Linked DNA regions of Homo sapiens: region 2 is linked to region 1. A link is a loop called in an ENCODE intact Hi-C map of the cell type or tissue named here. Cell type or tissue: body of pancreas. All regions are shown on one strand. Links, peaks and the distances in the headings refer to the core of each region. The heading gives the core; the rest is flanking DNA.

The links. Peaks named below come from ENCODE experiments on the same cell type or tissue, not always from the same donor. Only the 100,000 strongest peaks of a DNase experiment are listed, where the experiment ranks them.
Region 2: a loop joins it to region 1, with 3 times the contacts of the local background. A loop is called at or near these places in 20 of 110 quality-filtered maps.

Annotation. Positions count from the first base shown.
Region 1 is chr6:10,839,286-10,849,517 of GRCh38, forward strand. No RefSeq gene overlaps it. Among named protein-coding and RNA genes, the nearest start is that of MAK, 5.9 kb to the left of the region's middle. In body of pancreas, for the core only: no CTCF peak of the experiment used is centred there; no DNase peak of the experiment used is centred there.
Region 2 is chr6:11,049,957-11,060,188 of GRCh38, forward strand. All of the region lies in intron 3 of ELOVL2-AS1 (ELOVL2 antisense RNA 1), which reads left to right. Among named protein-coding and RNA genes, the nearest start is that of ELOVL2, 11 kb to the left of the region's middle. In body of pancreas, for the core only: no CTCF peak of the experiment used is centred there; no DNase peak of the experiment used is centred there; H3K27ac peaks cover 2,928 bases.

The DNA.
Region 1 (10,232 bases), core at 1,555-9,554:
CCTGTGGCCCTCACAGCTTAAAGTGAAGTAGGCTTTCACGCGTATGTTTATGGCAGCACAATTCACAATTGCAAAGATGTGGAACCAATCTAAGTGCCCATTGACTAATGAGTGGATAAAGAAAATGTGGTATATATACACCATAGGCTGCTACTCAGTCACAAAAAAAGAATGAAATAATGTCTTTTGCAACAACTTGGAAGAGTGGGAGGTCCTTATTCTACGCAAAGTAATACAGGCGTGGAAAACCAAAAACTGTATGTTCTCACTTATAAGCAAAAGCCAAGCTATGAGTATGCAAAGGCATACACAGTGAAATAATGGACTTTGGAGACTCAGAAAGGGGAGGATGGGAGAGAGCCTAGGGATAAAAAAAACTATGCACTAGGTACCATATACACTACTCAGATGATGGGTGCACTAAAATCTCAGAATTCACCACTATATAATTCATCTATGTAACAAAAAACCACTTGTACCCCAAGAGCTATTGAAATAAACATTTAAAAACAGACGGGGCTCAGTGGCTCATGCCTGTAATCCCAGCACTTTGGGAGGCCCAGGTGAGTGGCTCACCTGAGGTCAGGAGTTCAAGACCAGCCTGGCCAACATGGTGAAACCCCATCTCTACTAAAAATACAAAAAATATCTGGGTGTGGTGGCACATGCCTGTAATCCCAGCTACTCGGGAGGCTGAGGCAGGAGAATCACTTGAACCCAGGAGGCAGAGGTTGCAGTGAGCGGAGAACGTGCCACTGCACTCCAGCCTGGGTGACTGAGCAAGACTCTGTCTCAAAATAATAATAATAATAAATGGCCAGGCGCGGTGGCTCATGCCTGTAATCCCAGCACTTTGGGAGGCCGAGGTGGGCGGATCACCTGAGGTCGGGAGTTTGAGACCAGTCTGACCAACCTGGAGAAACCCCATCTCTACTAAAATGCTAAAACTACAAAAAATTAGCCAGGCGTGGTGGCGCATGCCTGTAATCCCAGCTACTTGGGAGGCTGAGGTAGGAGAATAGCTTGAACCCAGGAGGCGGAGGTTGCAGTGAGCTGAGATCACACCATTGCACTCCAGCCTGGGCAGCAAAAGCAAAACTCCGTCTCAATAATAATAATAATAAATAAAAGATTCATTGCTCTCCAATAAATAAGTGAAGTAGGCAGGCAAAGTAAAAAGCATAAGTTAGATAGGTCATAGCAGCTTTATATACCCAGTTATGAAGCCTAAGCTTTAACATGTGTCAATGAGGAAGACCAGTGAAGAATCTCCCACAGAAGAGTGACATGTTCACATTTGCATTTCAGAAAGATCCCAAGAGGAGCAGTGGGTAGGGTGGATTTGAGCTGCAAGTCTGGAGGCAAGAGAAAGATTGGGAGTCTTTCTCCCAACTGACTGGGAAGAAATGATAAGGATCCAACTCTAGCAGTGATGATGGAAATAGGACAGAGAAAGACAGAATTCAAGGGATGTTTAGGAGTTAAAATCGGCAGGACCATCAGGCTTAGATGACTGGTGGATAGTGGTATCCATGACCAAGTTGGAAAATAATAGAGGAGGAGCTGATTTAGGGATGGAGGATGTGAGAGATAACAAGCCCAGTTTTGAAATTTTTGAATTGAGAAAAATCCTTATGCAGATTACAAGAAGGGAGTTTGTAATATAGATTTGCAACTTAGGGTTCTTTTAGAGCTAGAAATACAGATATGTTGGGATACTGTGGATGAAATCATGGATATAGATGAAATAAACAGTAAGAAGAAAGAAGGGATGGGATTCTGGAAAACTCCATCCTCTAAAGAGTGGAGAAAGAAAGAGTAGGGGTGAGGAAGAGACAGACTGAAAAAAGAAAAGTCAGGGAAGTAGTAGGAGATCCCTCAGAAAAATGATATTTCAGAATGAGGAAAGGTAGGTTTCCCAAAAGAAAGAGAAAGAGAAAGGAAGGAAGGAAAGAGAGAGAAAACAAAAAGAGGACAAACAGCATTTATTCCTTCTGAAGAACTCTTCTGTTTTAAAACAAGTAGAGCATGCACAAAACATATTTTTTGTCACGTTTCACAATAGAAGAATAAAAATTCTCCAAGCACTCCTAACCCCTTCTAAAAAGTACCTAATATCTGAGCAGAGCAGTGAACGTACCTGAAAGGCAAAGGTGGCCCAAAGGCAAATCCCATTTCAGCATTTCAACCAGCTGACGAAGCCTTGGACCCGTGGCAATAGGGCTGAGCTGGACCAGGGACTAGAAAATCAACCAGGGGAGCTTAGAAGGGGTCAAAGTGGTCCCAGGTCAGGAGCATCATCTGGATCCCAAAGGAAACAAACACAATCATCTCTGAAGAAGGCATCCTCAACTTAGGCCTCTAGGTTTTTCAAAAAATATGAGCTCATGACCACAGAGGAATGAACACCGTCAAATGAGAATCTAGAAAAAGCAACAATTATTCAGACTTTCCAGGATTTCTGAAATTGGAAAAATCAGCTTGAATACAAAATAGCTATGTATGAAATATATACAGAAATAGAAGAAGGAATAGCAAAAATGAACAGAAATCAATCAGGAATATTAGAAAAAGAATTAAATAAACTGTTAGAAAGAAACGTAACTATTGAAACTTTAAAAATGAGTTACATGTTATATTAGAACAAAAGAAAGAATTAGGGAATTGGCACAAAATCTGCAGAAAGTACCTAGAATATAGCATATAAAAGATAAGAAGATGAGAAATACTAATGAGAAATTAAGAGATACGATGGATAAAATAAAGTCTAACATGGGTCTAAATAAATTCTAAGAAGTAGATTTGTTGTTGATAATGCATTGCTACAGTAGTTCTTTTTTTTGTTTGAGATGGGGTTTCACTCTGTCGCCCAGGCTGGAGTGCAGTGGTGTGATCTCGGCTCTCTGCAACCTCCACCTCCCGAGTTCAAGCAATTCTCCTGCCTCAGCCTCCCGAGTAGCTGGGACTACAGGCACACACCACCGTGCCCATCTAATTTTTGTATTTTTAGTAGAGATGGGGTTTCACCATATTGGTCAGGTTGATCTTGAACTCCTGACCTCAGCTGATCCACCCACCTCGGCCTCCCAAAGTGCTGGGATTACAGGCATGAGCCACCATGCCTGGCCAGCTGCAGTTCTAGTAAAATTTATCTATATGGTAGAATCAAGCAAATATTGATACTGTTGAAAATCAGAGTTCTTATTTGGGAGAAGAGAGATAAAGATGTAGAATGGAGAAAGAAGAGGAAGAATCTGTGGTGTCAGTTTTGACTTGGAGGTAGCAAGATTAACACATGACTTACTAAAAAGTGCTTCCTAGCTCTGTTCACTGAAAGGATCTAGAAACAATGACACTACAGTAACAGTGAACAGATTAACACCCAAGTCCCGGTTTTGTAATACTATTATTTACTTAAAGGAAACAGAACTCCTTGGAGAAGTGGCTGATTCCATGACTGGGGCAAGGAAAGTCCAAGGTAGTCTTAAAATGTATCATGCACACCCAGCAAAGGTTAAAGATCCTATTTCACCAAGCCACTGAGCACTACAAGGACTTTATAATTCTTTAATTCAGATTACCCATTCAATTTATGTGCTAATGTCATCTAATATTTTAGTTTATATTTATAACCCTATAGATTGGTCTGTTATTTTACATTCAGAGTATTTGTACATTGATACATGTGATGATGTCTTTGCTCATCTTATCTTTCTGTACCTCAGACCTTCCTCCTGGGATTACCTTCCTTCATCCTAAAGTATAGCCTTTAGAAGTTCCTTTACAGTAGGTCTGTTCGTGGTAAAATGTTGCACTTGCTTTTTGTTTTTGTTTTAATTTATTTTTTTTGACGGGGTCTTGCTGTGTCACCCAGGCTGGAGTGCAATGGTACGATCTCGGGTCACTGCAAGCTCGGTCTCCTGGGTTCACGCCATTCTCCTGCCTCAGCCTCCCGAGTAGCTGGGACTACAGGTGCCCGCCACCACGCCCAGCTAAATTTTTGTATTTTTAGTAGAGACGGGGTTTCACTTTGTTAGCCAGGATGGTCTCGATCTCCTGACCTCATGATCCACCCACCTCAGCCTCCCAAAGTGCTGGGATTACAGACATGAGCCACTGTGCCCGGCTTTGTTTTTATTTTTAAAAAATCTCTATTTGTCCTTGCTCTTGCAACATGGTTTTCTTAGGTACAATTCTAGTAGTTTGAGAGTTATTACTTCTCAGTACCATGAGGGGAAATTTTCGTTTGAACAGAAATGTTCATTTCATCTTCCAGCATCCATTTTTACTTTTGAGAAGTCTGCTGTGGTTTAATTGCCACTCCTTTGTAGGTCATCTCTCTTTTCTCTCTGGTACTTTTAAGTTTGCTTTGTTCTGGCACTCTACAGTTTTACTACTTTGTGTCTAGATGTGAATATCTTCTTACTTGCCCTGCTTGGTATTATCTGTGCTTCTTAGATCTGTGGATTTATGTCTTTAACTAGTTGTAGAAAATAGCCATGATTTTGCAAAAATAGTCTCTCCTTTATTCTTTCTGCTGCTTAGAATTTATTTAGACCTATGTTAGGCTTTCTCATTTTATCCTAAATTCAAGATTTCTTTTCAATTTAATTTGTCCTTAGATTATATGCCACTGAGGGTGTACTGTCAGAATATTGTTTTCAGGCCGGGTGTGGTGGCTCATGACTGTAATCCCAGCACTTTGGGAGGCTGAGATGGGTGGATCACCTGAAATCAGGAGTTTGAGACCAGCCTGGCCAACATGGTGAAATCCTGTCTCTACTACAAATAAAAAAATTAGCTGGGCATGGTGGTGGGTGCCTGTAATCCCAGCTACTTGAGAGGCTGAAGCAGGAGAATCTCTTGAAGCTGGGAGGCAGAGATTGCAGTGAGCCGAGATCGTACCATTGTACTCCAGCTTAGGGGACAAGAGCAAAACTCCATCTCTGGGGGAAAAAAAAAAAAAGAAAAATATTGTTTTCTAACACTACTTCAAATTTTGCACTTGGAAAAATACAAACTATTTGACAAATGACATAATGAGTAACCATATGAAAAAAATTAAAATTTGACCTTTTTTTCTTCCTAAGTTTAAAGATGTATCTACTAGCTCAATTTGAAATAATCTGAACATGAAAAAGAATAATGATGGTAATAAACTATACTACATTTAAATTTTTAAATTTTTTTTTCAAAAAAATAAAAAATAGAAAAAAATAAAATATAAAAAAGTAAAAAAACAAAAAATTATTTTTTAAAATTGATAAGTAAAAATTGTATATATTTGTGTTATACCATATAATATTTTGATACATGTATACATTGTGTAATGCTTAATCAAGTTATTTAACATAAGCATTACCTCACATACTTACCACTTTTGTGTATGTGCTGAGAACACAAAATCTACTGTTTCAGTACTTTTCAGGTGTACGGTATAGCGTTATCAATTATAGTCACCATGATGAACAATAAATCTCTTCAATTTATTCTCCTATCTAACTGAAATTTTGTATCCTTTGACCAACATCTCCCAAGTCATCGCACCCCCCAGCCTCTGGTAACCACCATTTTACTATCTATTTCTATGAGTTTAACTTTTTCACACTCCACATATAAATGAGATAATGTGGTGATTGTCTTTTTTTTTTTTTTTTTTTTGAGATGGAGCCTCACTTTGTTGCTCAGGCTGGAGTGCAATGGTGCAATCTTGGCTCACTGCAAACTCCAACTCCACCTCCCAGGTTCAAGTGATTCTCAAACCTCAGCATTCTGAGTAGCTGGGATTACAGGTGCTCATCACCACACCCTGATGATTTTTGTATTTTTAGTAGAGACGGGGTTTCACCATATTGGCTAGGTTGGTCTTGAACTCCTGACCTCAAGTGATCCGCCTCCCTGGGCCTCTCAAAGTGCTGGAATTACAGGTCTGAGCCACTGCGCCTGGCCTGATATTTGTCTTTCTATATCTGGTTTATTATCACTTAACATAATGCCCTCCAGGTTCATCCATGTTGCAAATGACAAGATATACATAATACATAACGGAAGACTATTCAGCCTTAAATGATACCACATTGAACAAAAAATTGTAGCACTCAACATATAGCTCGATTCTTCACTTCCTTTTAGTCTTTATTCAAAACATCACTTTCTCAGTGAAGCCTTCTCTAGACACCCTCTACTACTCCACTGCTGACACTTCATGCATACCCCTTGGCTTAATTTTCTTCTTAATATATACTATATTTTACCACTTTCTGTTTATTTTCTGCTTCCCCCACTGGAATGTAAGCTCCCTGAAGGCAGAGATTTATGTCTGTCTTGGTTGCTCATATATCTATCCCTGAAACAGTGCCCGGCATATACCAGGTGCACAATAAATATTTATTGAATGAATAAATGACTGTTTCTTCCACCTGCTCTCTGGAGAATGAATTGTAGAGAGGCAAGTGGGAGGCAGGCAGTGAGACAAGTTAGGGGGCATATTCAGTTTGCACAGTTAAGCTGTGATGGTGTATTGGAGAAGTGGACAGCAGTGGAGACAGAGGGAAGCAATGTGGCATCCAGCCACAAATCAATCCTTAGATAGAGTCCATCGGCAGTTTGAATTCTTAGAAACTTTAGAAGTGCAAGTGTTTGCTTGGAACCTCCTGTGACAGAACTCACTACCTCCTCCAATCCCAGCTTGAGATGGGTCTGATTGCTGAAACTGCCCTCCTTCTATTGAATGGTAATATGTCACTTTGCAGTTCCCGAGTTTTACCCATTGTGATCTGTAGTGGACCTCTTATTTTTGCCCGTCCAGCATCTACCTGCCCTGTCAGGTATTCCCCCAGTTTTTTGTTTGTTTGTTTTTGAGATGGAGTCTCACTCTGTCACTCAGGCTGGAGTGCAGTGGCACGATATCGGCCCACTGCAGCCACCGTCTCCCTGGTTCAAACGATTCTTCTGCCTCAGCCTCCCAAGCAGCTGGGATCACAGGCACGCACCACTACGCCCGGCTAATTTTTGTGTTTTTAGTAGAGATGGGGTCTCACCATATTGGCCAGACTGGTCTCAAACTCCTGATCTCAAATGATCTGCCCGCCTCTCGGCCTCCCATAGTACTGGGATTAGAAGCATGAGCCACCGTGCCTGGCCCTTCCCCCAGTTTTCTTTGGGCAGACACCCCTGACCCACTTGGCTATGTGGCTCAGTTTCAGAGATGGGCATGTGAGCCACTCAGAGTCTCAGCGTGGCTTACACAGATGGCAACATGATTCCAAGCTACTGGGAAAGACAAACTCCCCTTCTGCTAGGGACACTTAGCAGTACCATGAAGGCCCAGAGTGGCTGGGGGCCAGCTTTGCTGCACAGGGACAGCCTTCCTGAAAAGGAACAAGGAAGAACACAGAGCTGGGAGGGACTGACATAGTTTCCAGATGTCAGCACTGGAGCATCTGGACAGAGCCACGCAGGTATCTATTCCCAGTCTCTTCAATGACAAGGGTCAGAAAATTCCTTTTTTTGCTTAGTCCTTTGATTTTCATTTCCACTTGCAATTGAAAGTGATTCTGGCCTGGCGCAGTGGCTCACGCCTGTAATCCCAGCACTTTGGGAGGCTGAGGCGGGCAGATCACCTGAGGTCAGGAGTTCGAGACCAGCCTGGCCAACATGGTGAAACCCCGTCTCTACTAAAAATACAATAATTAGCCAGGTGTGGTGGCACACGCCTATAATCCCAGCTACTCAGGAGGCTGAGGCAGGAGAATTGCTTGAGCCTGGGAGATAGAGGTTGCAGTGAGCTGAGATCGTGCCACTATACTCCAGCCTGGCTGACAGAGCAAGACTCTGTCTCAAAAAAAAAAAAAAAAAAAAGTGTTTCTAATCGTATAGGGCCATAGAGAAGATTTACTTTTCCCTCCTACATGTTAACCCTTCCAGTATTTGAAGTTAGCTGTCCCATCTCTCCACTTAAGGACTGATTTGTGATTGGACACCATCCCAGAATTGTAGGGTAAAGGGTCTTTCCTTAGCAAGTCCAGACTTCCATCTCATGCTTGAATTCCCTACCAAGCCTCAATGCCAAGTGTGTGGACCTGACACTCAGTCAGTGACTGAAGGACCAGAACATTCACGGTTCAATTCATTTTTTAGTATGCTGTACTCTCTAGCTTTTCCCTCAGCTCCCAACTCTGATCCAACTACCATCAAATGACGTGTTTGTGGGTTAAATTATTTTCTAAAGAAACGTATCAACTATTATATAATCTCATGTTCAAATTTTACTCCTAAATTCAAAATACGTTTCATATGGTTATAATTCTAAGAATAAACCTCCACATACTCATATAAGAGTTTACCTGGGTGAGAATTCTCATCTCCTTTGCAGTCAGTTCTGTAGAGTAGCCAGTTACTGGTGTTTTTTGTTTTTTTTAATTGATGTTGGTTCAGGCTAAATACATTTGTCACAATTATTACTTAGAAGATACCAGTATAAGAAAAATCTTTTAGAAAAAGTAAAAAAAAAAAAAAGAATCTGAGCATGATTTATCTGCTATACCATGAATCATCACAAGGTAGCAGTGTTCTATGATACTGCAATTCTGAAAACAATTTACAATAGCCTGTCTTATTAAGAAAATCAGTGTTTTGACAATTTATGGTTTCCTTGATTAGGAAACTAGGAATTTGAATTCCACTTGACCGTTTTTTTTTGTTGTTTTTTTGGTTTTTTTTTTTGAGCCGGAGTCTCACTTTTTTGCCCAAGCTGGAGTGCAGTGGCACGATCTCAGCTCACTGCAACCTCCACCTCCTAGGTTCAAGCAATTCTCCTGCCTCAGCCTCCTGAGTAGCTGGGATCACAGGAACCCAGCACCACGCCGGACTAATTTTTGTATTTTTAGTAGAGACGAAGTTTCACCACGTTAGCCAGGCTGGTCTTGAACTCCTGACCTCAGGTGATCAGCCTGTCTTGGCCTTCCAAAGTGCTGGGATTACAGGCGTGAGCCACCGCGTCTGGCCTTTTTTTTTTTTTTTTTTCCTTGAGGCAGAGTCTCGCTCTGTCGCCCAGGCTGGAGTGCAGTGGCACCATCTCGGCTCATTGCAACTTCCACCTCCCGGGTTCAAGCAATTCTCCTGCCTCAGCCTCCTGAGTAGCTGGGATTACAGGCAACTGCCACCACGCCTGGCTAATTTTTAGTTGTAATTTTAGTTGTGACGAGGTTTCACCATGTTGGCCAGGCTGGTCTCGAACTGACCTCAAGTGATCCACCCACCTAGATTACAGGCGTCAGTGATCACACCCAGCCATTGAGCTCTTATTAATACCTAATGACTTGTGAGCAATTTTAACAATGAACAGCTAAGTAAATACTAAAGAAAATATTAAAGCATATCAGGTAATTTTTTCTTTACTGATCCACTTTATTATTTCACTTTATAAGTAATACATAACAACATAATATTAGAAGACATAATAAAAATCACATATCTCACCACTGCTAACATTTTGGTGTATGCCATTTAAAAGTTTGAAATAAACTTGTTAATTTTAGAATAGTTTTAGATTTACAGAAAAATTCCAAAGATAGTACAGAGAATTGCCCTATATCCTGCAGCCAGTTTCCCCATTGTCAAGCATCTTACATTCCTATGCTACATTTGTCACAACAAATGAAGCAATATCAATACATTATCATTAACTAAAGTCCATACTTTATTCAGATTTCCTTAGTATCTGAATAAATTGCCTTATGTCCAATTTCTGTTCCAGTAGCTCACCTAGAATATTACATTATGTTTACTTGTCTTTATGGAGGTTTCTCAAAAAAAAATTACACTGGGCACGGTGGCTCACACCTGTAATCCCAGCACTTTGGGAAGCCGAGGTGGGTGGATCACCTGAGGTCAGGAGTTCGAGACCAGCCTGGCCAACGTGGTGAAACCTCGTCACAACTAAAAATACAACTAAAAATTAGCCAGGCATGGTGGCAGGTGCCTGTAATCCCAGCTACTCAGGAGGCTGAAGCAGGAGAATTGCTTGAACCCAGGAGGCGGAGGTTGCAGTGAGCCGAGATCGTGCCATTGCACTCCAGCCTGGGCCACAGAGTGAGACTCCATCTCAAAGAAAAAAAAAAATTAAAAACAGAAATACTATATGATCCAGCAATCCCACTTCTGAGCACGTATCCAAAATAATTGAAATCAGGATGTTGAAGCGATACCTGCATTCCCATACTCACTGCATC
Region 2 (10,232 bases), core at 1,428-9,427, 210 kb after region 1:
GTGATCCCAGCACTTTGGGAGGCCAAGGCGGGCGGATCACGAGGTCAGGAGTTTGAGACCAGTCTGGCCAACATAGTGAAACCCTGTCTGTACTAAAAAGACAAAAAATTAGCCGGGTGTTGTGGTGTGCACCTGTAATCCTAGCTACTTGGGAGGCTGAGGCAAGAAAATCACGTGAACCTGGAAGGTAGAGGTTGCAGTGAGCTGAGATTGCACCATTGCACTTCAGCCTGGGTGGCAGTGTGAGACTCTGTCTCAAAAAAAAAAAAAAAAGTCTGTTCATATTTTCTGTCCATTTTAAAATGGGATTATTTGGTTTTTTCTTCTTGAGCTATTTGATTTCCTTGTAGATTCTATATATTTGCCCTTTGTCAGATGCATAGTTTGCAAATTGTTTTTCTATTTTGTAGGTTGTCTGTTTAATCTGTTGGTTATTTCTTTTGCAGTGCAGAAGCCTTTTAGTTTAATTAAGTCCCATTTGTCTATTTTTTGTTTTTGTTGTGTTTGCTTTTGAGGACTTGGTCATAAATTATTTGCCTAGGCCAGTGTCTTTTAAAAGAGTTTTTTCCCAGGTTTTCTTCTAGGATTTTTGAAGTTTCAGGTCTTACACTTAGGTCTTTAATCCATCTTGGTTAATTTTTGTACATGGTGAGAGGTAGGAGTCCAGTTTCATTCTCTGACATATGGTTATCCAGTTTCTCCTGCACCCTTTATTGAAGTAGGTGTCCTTTCCTTGGGGAGAACACTCTAAATAGGATGGTCAGGAAAGGCCCCTCTAAGCACATAATATCTAAATTGAGATCCATTGATGAAAACAAGCCAGCCATGAAGCCATGAGAAGATCTAGGGGAAATCCTTCCAGGAGAAGATAGCAAATGGAAACACTTCGAGACAGAAAAATCAGGCTTCTTTGAGGAACAGGAAGTTAGCCAGTGTGTCTGGAAAGTGTGAATCATCAGGGATTGTAGTGAGGATGCAGACCAAATCCTATAGATAGAGATCCATGTGTTTGTTGACACCATGGCCACTGGTCCCTGCTCTGTTGCTATGCCTTTGAGGACCTCAGTCCTAAGGAATCCGGGTCCTGGCAGAACATTTTTATGTGATGTTTACTGGTCAGCTGCAGTTATCCTAGTTTAAAAAATCTAATGGGGGCCATTACTTTGTACCCTTGTAGCCATTGGACTTTATCTTTCATCTTTTTGTTATGCTCACTTAACTGATCTTATTTACGCATTCTTGCACTTTACCATTTTGTCTTTCACAGATGCTATTTTACTTAAATTGTCTTTGTTGATTTCTTTTTAAATTTTTTTTTAAAATGTATTCATGGCAAGTAGCACGGGCATAAAGTGGGATAGTGTACTTCACAAGGAAGGCAGTCCCTCGGCATGACCTGCGATAGCCATCCCAATCCATACCACAGAGTGGCTGTTCCTTTCCCAGGTGTACCCCTCCAAGATTAACCCCACACAGTAGTCCTCCAGCCTATTTTTGTTGCAAACCTACTCTACAGCAAACTTGAAGCCTAGAATTCAACTGAAGAAGGAGAGAAAATGCTGATAAAAATGCAACCATTTAGGTCTCAAGGAGGGCACACTGCATGGACTCCCCCTTTCCATTCCCCATTGTGTGATTGTGTGAGTGTGAGTGTGGGGGGGTGTGGCAGTGTGAAGCCACACATCCTCTTCTGCTAGAATTAGAGTAATGTAAATAAGAGACTAGACTAGCAACTCATAATTAATCATTTTGAAGTCTATGATTTTTTGGCCTGTAGTTGGGCTGATCTGTAACAAATGATTTTTACAACATTATTGTAAAGTTGGTTTTTTTTTTAGAGATGGGAATCTCCTTTTTTTTTTTTTTTTTTGATCCAGAGTCTTGCTGTGTCGCTCAGCTTGGAGTGCAGTGGTGCGATCTCAGCTCACTGCAACCTCTCCCTCCTGTGTTCAAGTGATTCTCCTGCCTCAGCCTCCCAAATACTAGGATTACAGGTGCATGCCACCATGCCTGGCTAATTTTTGTATTTTAGAAGAGACGGGGTTTCACCATGTTGGCCAGGCTGGTCTCAAACTCCCGGCCTCAAGGGATCTGCCTGCCTCGGCCTCCCAAAGTGCTGGGATTACAGGCGTGAGCCACCACACCTGGCCAAGATGGGATCTCCTTATGTTGCCCAGATGGAGTCCTGAACTCCTGCGCTCAAGGGATCCTCCTGCCTTAGCATCCTGCGGAGCCAGGATTACAAGTTCGTGCTACCACAAATTCTTTTCATTATTGTAAATTATTGAAGATGTTATTGTGAATGTAGTTGGTGATAAAATTTACATGGATGCACAAAATTTAGTAGACTCTTCCCTTGACTTTGCTTCACCTTAGACTGACTGGTCCTGCATTTTCTTTCTATTGTCATCAAGAACAAAAGCCTTCAATATGAAAACCCTGTATGCCAACAAATAATCTACTCAAAAATTTTGTCAACTTCACCCTAAAGCAAGGAATTTAAATGTATTAAGAAGTCATCAGGTGGCCAGGCACAGTAGCTCATGCCTGTAATCCCAGCACTTTGGGAGGCTGAGGCGGGTGGATCACTCGAGATCACGAGTTTGAGACCAGCCTGGCCAACATGGTGAAACACCTTCTCTACTAAAAATACAAAAAAATTAGCTGGGCGTGGTGGTGTGTGCCTGTAATCCCAGCTACTCGGGAGGCTGAGGCACGAGAATCGCTTGAACCCAGGAGGGGGAGGTTGCAGTGAGCTGAGATCGCACCATTGCACTCCAGTCTGGGCGACAAGAGCGAAATTCCGTCTCAAAAAAAAAAAAAAAAAAAGAAGTCATCAGGCTAATAAAATAGCAGAAAATATAGTCTTATTTAAACATAGCTAATGCATTATTATATTTGTCCTAATTGGTATTAAATGAGGATACAAAATAAGAACAGTCTCAATGTAGTTAACATTTTATCTTTCTAGTAAATTGGTCGATTAACCTTGTAGAAGAAATAGAGATGAGGAGTCTCAGTGATACTCAAGAGTACAGGTCTCAATTATGTGCATTGTTACAACCTGAGCAAGTTCTTCAATGTCTAGGAAACAGAGACTAAAGCAGGGTGTCCAATCTTTTGACTTCTGTGGACCACATTGGTCTTGGGCCATACATAAAATATACTAACGCTAATGATAGCTGATGAGCTAAAAAAAAAAAAAAATCACAAAATAATCCCATAATGTTTTAGGAAAGTTTACATTCAAAGCCATCCTGGGCTGCATGTGGCCCATGGGCTGTGGGTCGAACAAGCTTTGACTAAAGGCATCCTATAATTAGTGCAGAAGTCACAGCAGGCAGTCTCAGCTTATAACTTCATCATTCTGTAAGCTCAAATGTGATATTTACGGGTAGCTATTGGGTATCCAATAGAAGCCCAAAATTATGCTAGGTAACTTGCAACGTAGCTCATTTAATCCTCACAATAGTCCTGTGACTAGCCCCGTTGTAGAGGTGAGGGACCTCAGGCTCAGAGACGTTCAGTAGTGTACACAGGGTCACATGGTTAGGCAGTTGGAAAGTAGGAGAGCCAGGATTCAACCTGAGGCCTGTTGGACTCTTTCCAGGACACCATGCTGTTTTGAATAATCCTATCTTTAAGAATCTTTATAGAATTGTCAGATAAATTCACTTTCTTCAGGTCATTTATTCACTTATTGAGGGTCAGTCACTTATATGACATGGGTCCACCGTGACTCTAGGAGAGCTTTACAGCATTGGTAGAAGAGTAGGGTTGAAGCAAAATGTTATGCTCATTAAGATTGTCATAGTGGCTTAAAGACAGCCTTCAGAGATCTGTAGGTTAATTTTGCAGTTACAGTGAAAGGGAAATTCTTCTGCATTGTTTGCCCAAGTAGTGAAAATACAAGTGTATGTCACTGGTCTTCCTTCAGCTATTAGTATTAAAGTCTAAAGAGCAGATAAGGTGTGAGCCTTCCAGTGATTTTACTTATTTTTCTCAATTATAGAACATTTCAAACATATACAAAAGAAGACAGAATAATAATGAATCCCAATGCATTCATCATCTACCTCAAAATTATCAACTCATGACCCATCTTGCTTCATCTATATCCTACCTATTTTCCCTCCATCTATTACTTTGAAGCAAACCTCAGATATAATAATTTATCCATAAATAATTTAGTATGTATCTCTAAAGACAAGGATTTTTTTAAAAAACACAATCACAATACCATTATAATACCTTAAAAATCCGATTTCTTAATGTCTTTAGAGATAATAAGTGTAGGCCAGGTGCGGTGGCTCATGCCAATAATCCCAGCACTTTGGGAGGCCGAGTTGGGTGGATCACCTGAGGTCAGGAGTTTGAGACCAGTCTGTCTAACATGGGGAAACCCCATCTCTACTAAAAATACAAAAATTAAATGGGCGTGGTATTGGGCACCTGTAATCCCAGCTACTCAGGAGGCTGAGACAGGAGAATTGCTTGAACCTGGGAGGCAGAGGTTGCAGTGAGCCAAGATGGCACCACTGCACTCCAGCCTGGGCGACAGAGCAAGACTCCATCTCAAAACAAAAATAAAATAAGTATACAGCTCTCCAATTAGGTTTATGTCTTTCTTTTTAACACTGCAGTTGCTTGATGTGTCTTTTAAGTCTCCTTTAATATCTACATCTGTTCATCTCTTTTTCTCGTAATTTGTTTGTACCGTAGAATTTCCAATAGTCTGGATTTTGTTGATGGCATCCCTGCAATGGGAATGCCATAGCTTAACAAGTGCTCTGCATTCTGTATGTTTGTAAATCGGTAACTGGCTCTAGAGGTTTGATCAGATTCAGGTGAGAATTTTTTTGGCAAAAATACCATACATGTGTGGTGTGCTTTTCTATCAGGAAGCACAAAATATCTGATTGTCCACTCTTTCTATATTTAGGCATGCTCAGTACTACATCCAGTGATTCATTAGGGGCTGAAAAAAACTGTGGTATTCTAGCTCTACATTCCTTTTTCATTTATTAGCTAGAATACTTTAAAGAAAAATATCCCCTATATACTCTTTGGTTACCTAAGGGGTATAGTTTGTATAGGAAAGGCAGGATAAATGCCAATTGTAAAATAAAGAGCTGGTTCATTAAACAATATAAAAATGCAGAGAACAAGTTCAAAATTTAGATATGAGATAGGCGAAGAATAAACAGCATTTAGAAATACTCGTGCTAACTGCCAAGATCAATAATGCCATGTTAACCATTGTTGCCCAACTTGTTTTTTATATCATTTATGTTCTACCTGAAAATAGAGTGGCTCTTTCAAAGAATTCGTTTTATTTATATAAACTCTGAAAAGGAAAAAATTAACAGAAGGCTTTAACATGATTGATCGTTTTCAAGGGGATAGGTCAGAGTTCAGGAGAGTGAGTCATGAAGAATTTGTCTAAAATCTTGTTTGGTGACCTCATTGAACTAATTGGATGGAAAAGTACATGTAACAGTAATCTTGGGACAAAATATAGTCTATGTCCAATCCCTAACTAATTCTGTTAAATTTACAATTAATTCCATCAGTACTTCAGCTTAGTTCAGTATTTTACTTATAATGTTAATTTTGACTGCCTTTTTAGTTTCTGTCACACAGTAGACATTTGGTAAATATTTGAGACAAACTGGCCTTTTGTTATTTACCCCATGCCACCTGAGGTTTCTATGACATTCTAAAGAGAATTTTATCCGATTCAAAGCTCTTTGAAAAGTATATTATTTTATTAGATAATGGAAATATAGTCCCTGATTAAATGCCAATTTAATAATATATTTATATAAACAATATTGTGAAACAAATGTGGTCATTACCCTTTTGAGACCTGCACCGTTATAAGATGTTTGCAGGCTGGGCGCGGTGACTCACATCTGTAATCCCAGCACTTTGGGAGGCCAAGGCGGGCAGATCACCAGAGGTCAGGAGTTCGAGACCAGTCTGGCCAACATGGTGAAACCCCGTCTCTACTAAAAATACAAAAATTAGGTAGGCGTGGTGGCAGGCACCTGTAATCCCTGCTACTCGGGAGGCTGAGGCAGGAGAATCGCTTGAACCCAGGAGGCAGAGGTTGTGGTGAGTCAAGATCTTGCCACTGTACTCGAGCCTGGGTGATGGAGTGAGACTCCATCTCAAAAAAAAAAAAAAAAAAAAGATGTTTGCAAAAAACTTTGGACACACAGTTCTAGCTATTACAGAGATACAACACATATATAAAACACATTTAAATAACACAAAAATAAAAACAACGATCACATTTGTTAAGCACAGTGGCTGCTTTGGACCTTGTGTTTTGTAGGTTCTAATATTTTCTCCATGTTTCTGATAGTGACACTGAACATGGTACTAGCAGTGAAGAAACTGCTGCCTGACCAGTACCCACAGGGTCTGTTGAATTCCAGTAATAGCGACAATTCAGTGAGCTGGGAATTAATATCCAGGAAACTTACATATGTTGGAGCCTAAGATAAGGTTAGCTAGTAAGAATGGGGCCAAGTATTACCAATGAAAGAAAATTTAGCTTATTTGCATTTTTCTCTATTTTTTGTCCCTAAAAGGACACACACTTCAATTCATATGTACCTATCCTGATCATTCTTCCTGTAGTGAAATTGAATGAAGCTTGGTGATACTTCCAGTTGAGTCTTTGCTCACCTGCTCTTTTACATTAATATCTGCAGCTTTAAAAGGCAGTGCACCAAGCTGGATGCAGTGGCTCATGCCTGTAATCCCAGCTATTCAGGAGGGTGTGAGGCAGTGGGCAACCAGGGAGTGGCTTGAGCCCAGGAGTTCGAGGCTGTTGTGAGCTGTGATTCTGCCACTGCACTCCAGCCTGGGCACCAGAACAAGGCCCTGACTCTAAACATAAATTAATTAATTATAGTAAAATAAAAGGCAATGCACCAATAGCTAGACATCATGGTGCAACAATTTGTAGTCCATCATTTCCAGTGAGCTGAAGTCACTAAATTCCTGAATTTGGATGCATAGATGTGATTAAAGACCTCACATTTGGAGGATGGCCTCTTTTACCATACAACTTTGGACTCACCCTGCTCCCACAACTCTCATCCTGCCTCCAGCCTCTAGCAAGTTTTGCATAACTTTGGACCTTGCTAAGGGAACTTCTGCTGGTGGTTACACATAGTTTTCTCATCCAGACAAATAGACTATCAACCAGACTATATCTTGGAACTTTAGCATGCTGTCTCATAACAGTACTCAGAACATGCTTATAAATGCAAAGATCTGACGACCTCTGAATTTCTTAAACACTTTATTTTTTATTTATTTATTTATTTGAGACACAGTCTTGCCCTGTCGCCCAGGCTGGAGTGCAATGGCACGATCTCGGCTCACTGCAACCTCCGTCTCCCAGGTTCAAGCAATTTTCCTGCCTCAGCCTCCCAAGTAGCTGGAATTACAGGTGCCCCCCCACCACACCCAGCTAATTTTTAGTATTTTTATATTTATTTATTTATTTATTTATTTATTTATTTATTTATTTATTTATTGAGACAGAGTCTTGCTCTGTCACCCGGGCTGGAGTGCAGTGGGCAGATCTCTGCTCACTGCAAGCTCCACCTCCCGGGTTCACGCCATTCTCCTGCCTCAGCCTCCCGAGTAGCTGGGACTACAGGCACCTGCCACCACGTCCAGCTGATTTTTTTGTATTTTTAGTAGAGACGGGGTTTCACCGTGTTAGCCAGGATGGTCTCAATCTCCTGACCTCGTGATCCACCCGCCTCGGCCTCTCAAAGTGCTGGGATTACAGGCATGAGCCACCGCGCCCGGCCTTTTAGTATTGTTAGTAGAGATGGGGTTTCGCCATGTTGACCAGGATGTTCTTGAACTCCTGACCTCAGATGATCCACCCGCCTCGACCTCCCAAAGTGCTGGGATTACAGGTGAGAGTCACTGTGCCCAGCCAGAAACACTTTAAAGCAAACCGATAGCCTTTGGAACTGGCTGGGGAACAGGTCAATACAATACCCTTTATTCCACTTTAGGAAAAAGAAAAAATAAATAAATGGAAAGAAAACCCAATCCATGTTTTAATGAGACTATTCAAGATTCTTACTCTGCCAGAAGATAGGCTGAAAATTAAAATTTAAAATATGACACAATGGAGACCAAGTACATAATCTCAAAGGGCTCTAAATATCATCAATCTTCAAGAAAAATAAATGTAAGAGCAACTTTTTAAAATTTTTTTTTGAGACAGAGTCTCGCTCTGTCGCCTGGGCTGGAGTGCAGTGGCGCGATCTTGTCTCACTGCAAGCTCCGCCTCCTGGGTTCACGCCATTCTCCTGCCTCAGTCTCCCGAGTGGCTGGGACCATAGGTGCCCGCCACCACGCCCAGCTAATTTTTTGTAGAGATGGGGTTTCACCATGTTAGCCAGGATGGTATCGATCTCCTGACCTCGTGATCCACCCACCTCGGCCTCCCAAAGTACTGGGATTACAAGCGTGAGCCACTGTGCCCAGCCGAGAGCAACTTTTAATACTTTCCACAAATTCAGTACTACCTCCTGAGTAGCTGGAATTATGGGCATGAGTCACTGCACCCAACTTAGTGTTGAGAAAGAGAACCAAGGAAATTAACTCTTAGCATTGAAACAAAGCACAAACTCATTCTGTAGCCAAGTTGTGGTATTTGAGTAATAATCTCAGACACATTTCCTTATTAAGGTCATTAATAGATATCCATCTATATTCTGAGTATTTGTCTGTTAGAATTATCTTGAACTCACTGATACTGAGTATCCACCAAGTCTGAGAGAGGAATATTTTAATGGGGACTTGTCATTTTTGTAATCTTATCTACATAGGCTAAGTCCATCCCTGCATTAAGCCAGGTCTTCAGAAAGCTTAGGACAGGGACCACATCAAATTGACCGTTACTAAATTGTTTGACTCCATTGAACTTTGCACTATAGTATCATTTTATATTTAGAAATACCATAAGAGGCCGGGCTTAGTGGCTCATGCCTGTAATCCCAGCACTTTGGGAGGCCGAGGAGGGCGGAACACAAGGTCAGGAGATCGAGACCATCCTGGACAACATGGTGAAACCCTATTTCAACTAAAAATACAAAAATTAGCCTGGCGTGGTGGCGCGCCTATAGTCCCAGCTACTCGGGAGGCTGAGGCGGGAGACTCGCTTGAACCTGGGAGGTGGAGGTTGCAGTGAGCCGAGATCATGCCACTGCACTCCAGCCTAGGCAACAGAGCAAGACTTTGTCTCAAAAAAAAAAGAAAAAAAGAAATACCGTAAGAAGTCCTGTGAAGTCCTGTGGCATATCTTCTTGTGTTTATCTTTTTTTTTTTTTTTTTTTTTTTTGAGACAGCGTCTCGCTCTGTCGCCCAGGCTGGAGTGCAGTGGTGGGATCTGGGCTCGCTGCAAGCTCCGCCTCCCGGGTTCACGCCATTCTCCTGCCTCAGCCTCCCAAGTAGCTGGGACTGCAGGCACCCGCCACCACGCCCAGCTAATTTTGTTTTTGTATTTTTAGTAGAGCCTGGGTTTCACCGTGTTAGGCAGGAAGGTCTCCATCTCCTGACCTCGTGATCCGTCCGCCTCGGCCTCCCAAAGTGCTGGGATTACAGGTGTGAGCAACCGCGCCTGGCCTTCTTGTGTTTATCTTAATGCAGATAACTTTAAAAAAATTACTTGCCCATGGGCCGGGCCCGGTGGCTCATGTCTGTAATCCCGGCACTTTGGGAGGCCGAGACAGGCGGATCACGAGGTCAGGAGATCGAGACCGTCCTGGCTAACACGGGGAAACCCCGTCTCTACTAAAAATACACAAAAATTAGCCGGGCGTAGTGGCGGGCGCCTGTAGTCCCAGCTACTTGGGAGGCTGAAGCAGGAGAATGACGTGAACGAGGGAGGCGGAGCTTGCAGTGAGCCGAGATCGCGCCACTGCACTCCAGTCTGGGTGACAGCGCAAGACTCCATCTCAAAAAAAAAAAAAAAAAAAAAATTACTTGCCCTACTAGAAGGAAGGAACATAAGATAGAAGTCCATATAACTTATTTTTTATCTGACTTTACTATGTATATTTGTAATGGAATAATTTTCACTTGCTCTAATTACTAATCATCAAAATGAATTCTAAAGAGTTAATCAAGTAGTGGGGTACCTTTGGCAAGACCAAAACTCATTCATTAATTCATTTATTCAACAGGTA